2 separate regions of the Homo sapiens genome follow, and region 1 is linked to region 2. Evidence: chromatin loops called from intact Hi-C (ENCODE). Cell type or tissue: PC-3. All regions are shown on one strand.

Evidence for each region. Peaks named below come from ENCODE experiments on the same cell type or tissue, not always from the same donor. Only the 100,000 strongest peaks of a DNase experiment are listed, where the experiment ranks them.
Region 1: it touches region 2 in a loop (3-fold over the local background); 18 of 110 quality-filtered maps call a loop at or near these places.

Annotation. Positions count from the first base shown.
Region 1 is chr17:57,255,229-57,257,728 of GRCh38, forward strand. MSI2 (musashi RNA binding protein 2) reads left to right here and starts at 1,295. Exons shown (of 14, transcript NM_138962.4): 1 at 1,295-1,576; 2 at 1,870-1,910; 3 at 2,238-2,319. The coding sequence starts at 1,515. It overlaps LOC101927510 (a long non-coding RNA gene), which reads right to left and starts at 1,768. Exons shown (of 3, transcript XR_007065860.1): 1 at 1,714-1,768. RefSeq lists a silencer at 850-1,479. In PC-3, no CTCF peak of the experiment used is centred here; a DNase peak (open chromatin) is centred at 1,213; H3K4me3 peaks cover 2,152 bases; H3K27ac peaks cover 428 bases.
Region 2 is chr17:57,514,275-57,516,774 of GRCh38, forward strand. The region is part of intron 6 of MSI2 (musashi RNA binding protein 2); the gene reads left to right. Among named protein-coding and RNA genes, the nearest start is that of MSI2-AS1, 93 kb to the right of the region's middle. In PC-3, a CTCF peak has its summit at 1,302; no DNase peak of the experiment used is centred here.

The DNA of each region.
Region 1 (2,500 bases), 260 kb before region 2:
AAATTGAAACCAGCCCGAATTTGGGCAGTCTGGAATCTGCCGGAGAAACTTTCATGCGATGCCTTTGGAAGGCTACAGACATTGTCTTTTTGGAGTTTTCAGTGCATGAAGGTATGAAACCGCATTTATTAAGCACCTACTGTATGCCAGAACCCGTGCTGCACAATACTACTGCTGCTAAGGTGGGAGTGATTCTGAAGCCTTCTGCCACCCTAGCTACCTCTGCAGGTCGTGAGGGGTCTTGGGCTATTTCAGTATCATGCACTTTACTATCCTGGCATACAAAGGCTGGGTGAGAAATAAAATATATAACGAACGGATTACACAGGGGTTTCCTGAAATAACCACCCTTCCCATCCATCCCAGAGACACCCCAAAAGTACTTCTCGTTATATACAAACATTTGCTTTGAACCTCAATCATGTGACCTTGACTCCTATAACCTATCTTATTACATTTTTAAAACACTGTATGATTAACGCGGAAACCCTTTCTTCGGCACTTTCTCGCCACTGGAATCGCGTCAGTTTCTCAAAGTTCCAAAATAACCTTTCCCGGGCACGGATTGGTACCTCTACTGGGGAAGGGCGGGGAACCGCGCAAGACGTGCCGGTGTGGAGCCAGAGCCAGAGAGAACTTCCAGCGCAAAAGGAAAATAAAACTTGTGGCTGGTGTTTGTGCAGGAGGGTCTCCGCCATCCTGAAGCCCCCCGATCCTGGGGCGTCTCGGGGGCCGCCAAAGGAGCGCCAGGGTGTGGGTTTGCTCCCGACGTCCTTGACCTAAATTTCTGAGCGGTGGCTGGAAACAGGGCACAGCGGAGGGCGGGCGGCTGGTGCCATTCCCGGATCTCGGCGGCAGGGGCCGGCAAACTTGAATGGAGAGGGCGAACTAGAGAGGGTGGGGGGCGTCTTCTCCCAGGTCCGGGTGAGGAGCCGCAGCAAGCTCCCCGCGCCTCCCCTCCCCCGATCCACCCGCCCCCCGCAGCCCATGTGATCCAGGGAAGTCGGGGTGCGCTCCCCCTCGCCCTGCGCCCTGCCGGCCCGGAGGCGGGGTCCCCTCCGCCCGCGGGGTTCGCGCGCCACCCTTGTGGGTCCGGCCGTGGGGGGCCGAGTGTGCGCGCGCGGGCAGGCGGGGGCCGCACGGGGGTGCGTGACGTCACCGGCATTGGTTACACGACGTTCTAGAACTCCGCCCCACGTGCGCCGGGGAGGAGGGGGAGGAGGAGGAGGAGATGGGGGTGGGGAGGAGGAGGGGGAGAGGTGGGGATGGGCCGGGGGGGCGGGGACGGGGGGGTGTGCGAGGCAGCGGGGCTGAGCTAAGCCGAGCCCACGTGTGACGGCTCTCGCCGCTGCCCCGGCTCCGCCGCTCGCAGAGAGATTCGGAGGAGCCCGGGCGGGGGGGAGGAGGAGGGGGAGGAGGGAGCGGAGATCTCGGGGCTCGGAGCCGGCCGCCGCTCCGCTCCGATCGCTGTGGGGCTTGGTTTTTTGGGGGTGGGGGGGCGGGGGGGCTCAGATATGGAGGCAAATGGGAGCCAAGGCACCTCGGGCAGCGCCAACGACTCCCAGCACGACCCCGGGTAAGTTTCCAGCCGCTGCCCACCGCGCCGCCTTGGGCTCGCTCTCCTTGCAGCGGCGGGGACGGCGGTGCGCGGAGCCGGGCATCTCCCGCGCCCCCCCGCCTCTCCCGCGCGCCCCCCCCGTGGAAGTTACACACCTTTGGATTGCATTTCGCCGTCACCTTCTCCCCCACCCCACCTCCCGGCTCTCGCTCGCTCGCTCCCCCCCGCTTTCCTTTTAGCTTTTGTAAGTTACACGTCAAAATGGCCGATCTGACATCGGTGCTCACTTCTGTTATGTTTTCTCCCTCTAGTAAAATGTTTATCGGTGGACTGAGCTGGCAGACCTCACCAGGTAAGGGAGGGAGGGGGGGACGCCTGGGTCCCCCCCTTCTTGGCTTCTTTATTGCTCTTTGTTATCCCGGTGTAGGAGCCCCCCCCCCCCCGCCATTGGCTCCCCACTTCTCCTGTGCAAGGTTATTTTTTTTAAATAGCAAATCCTTTCTGAGCCCTCTATGCGACCTCTGTTGCCGAATTTCCCCCGCGTGTGCAAAAAATGCAAAAACAAAACAGAATAACAACAGAAAACTACTTTTGGATTTTGTCCTTGATCAAAATTTGCATTGCTTTTTTTTTCCACACCTTCTCTCCCCCCCCCATCTCTCTCTTTCTCTCTCTACAGATAGCCTTAGAGACTATTTTAGCAAATTTGGAGAAATTAGAGAATGTATGGTCATGAGAGATCCCACTACGAAACGCTCCAGGTAAACCATTCCCTTCTGGATTTTGTCTTTATTTTAGAACAAAGTTTAAGTTTTATTTTTGGAGGTGTCTTCGGAAGTAGCTAAGCGGATTAGAATGGGGCTCAGGCGCGTGGCTGATCTCGAACGGCGCTCTATACCACCCCCACCGCCCCCTAGTAACCCCAGAGGTTATTGTTAATTG
Region 2 (2,500 bases):
AAGAATTAGGGTGCAGCAAATAGTACAGTTTTCAGCAAAGCACTGAAGACTTCATCAAGTTATAAAGTTAGCAAGTGGAGGGAAGACAGGGGTGGACCAGTGGGGTACAGCACAGGTGTGCTGTGGGCCTGTCATTCTTGTTTAATTTCCTTTTTCCCTGGTCCCAATTTGAATTGCCAAAATATGTTAGATTGCAGTGCATTATTTCATTTGCCTGCTTTGTAATTCCTCTTTACCTCAAACAGATGAAAACATGGCACTAAAGCAAATTGACAGCTCTTGAAATGAGAAAGATCTTTATCCTTCAGAGTGTTGATGTAGAAATAAATGAAAGAAAAACATACTTGTTGGGTCTTGAAGCAGCTTGAATTGATACTTTTTTTTTTTTTTTTTTTTTTAAGGGAAGATATGGGTTTTTCCCTCTCCGTTCTTTTTTCCCCCTTAGGGTGTTGTGTGGCTCAGGGATTAAGTAGGAGGGTTGGTTATTCTGTCAATACTCATTTACAAAGATCTGAGTCATGATTTGGGTGTAAGGAGTAGACCAAAAATTTCCAACCTCTCAGGGTCAACAGAAGGAATGCCGAGTCCTCAAGTTGACTTCCTTACCTCAAAAAATCTATCAGGCACCATGGGTACCCCACCCCAAACCACATATGGGCCAACTGAAATGTCAGGCCTGCTTGCCTTACACAGAGCACCCCGACACACCCCATCCCAGCCACTTCACGCTGCCAAAAAGCTCCAGTGATGATCAGGATGAATATTGATAAATGATTTTCCATACTTCAAAAGTAAGTAGTTTGGTGTATGAAAGATCTCAAAACATTTAAGGTCTGTGTTTCAAAAATTAAATGAAAGACAGGCCTAATGGCTCAAAATAGAAAGATTGGAAACCACTGGGTTTGATGCTCTTTTTTATCTGAGTCTATTTTGTTTTGTTTTGTTTTGAGACGGAGTCTCGCTCTGTTGCCCAGACTGGAGTGCAATGGCATGATCTCGGCTCGCCGCAACCTCCGCCTCCCGGGTTTAAGCAATTCTCCTGCCTCAACATCCCGAGTAGCTGGGATTACAGGCGCCTGTCACCATGCTGGGCTAATTTTTGTATTTTTTAGTGGAGATGGAGTTTTGCCATGTTGGCCAGGCTGGTCGTGAACTCCTGACCTCAGGTGATCCATTTGCCTCGGCCTCCCAAAGTGCTGGGATTACAGGTGTGAGCCACTGCACCTGGCCTTATCTGAATTCTTTTCTTTATCCTCCAAAATCTTCCTGAAACTCAACAGTACGCACTTATTGGACGCTTATTTTTGTATTAATCCCTCTAGTGGGCGCTAGGTAGGGAATGCAGAGCTGTATATGAAATTTCCTGAGGACTAGGGAGAGGAAGCGATGGGGGAGTGTGGACCACCAATTCATGTATTCATGTGACAGAATAAGATTTCAGAGTTGTGTATGCCAGCGCCAAATACAAGAAACAGATAAGGGATAGATATTTCTACTGTATGCCTACCTTATTTATGCCTACTTTATCCAAATCAACAGAAATGAGGGCATAGTTGTTTGTATTATAAACAGATCTGCCATGGGGTTTCTTGAAATCATGAGCCCCCTTGTGGTTTCTTTTTATTATTATTATACATTTTTATTTTAAAATAGTGTAGGACTCACAAGAAGTTGTAAAAATAGGACAAAGAGCTCTTGTGAACCCTTCATCCAGCTTCCCACAATGATAGTACTCCCATAACCACAGTACTTTGTTAAAGCCAGGAAACCAGTGTTGGTACCTTATCAGTTTTCATGTGTATTTGTGTGTAATTCTTTAAAATTGTACTACCTGGAGATTTGAGTAACTATCACTACAATCAGGATATATAATAGAACTGTTCCATCACCCCAACAAACTCCTTGTGTTTCTCCTTAATAGTTACACCCTGGCCCCACTCCTAACTCCTGGCAACCACTGATCTGTTCCTCATCACAATAATGTTGTCGTTTTGAGAATGTCACAGAAATGGAGTCATACAGTATGTAATACAGCCTTGATACTGACTTTTTCACTTGGTATGATCCCTCTGGTCAGTTGTGCACCAGTTGTGTACCAGCTGTATTCCATTGTAGGAATGGAATGGAATGGTTTGTTTGTCCATTCCCCCTGTGTTTCCAAAAGATGGTTTATTTGCATGCGACCCATTGCATCACAGTACATCAAGCCGGGTACACTTACAAAGTTAAACCTCACTCATCCGTACTGATTTCACAACTTTGTAGTTATCAATACAAAGTCTGTTATCCCATTATGCAGTCCTCATCCAACAGATATTTGTTGAGCATCTGTGCATGCCGGGGCTGGAATGCATTCTGGTAATAGCATAGGGTAGTCATTTGCCACAGGCCAAATGCTTTCCTGCGTGTTGTATCAATAGTTTCTACTTTTCAATGCTGGGGTGAAGGTTAACAGTGATCACGTGTTCCTTTTACACACAAGGAAGCTGAGCTGCTTTGG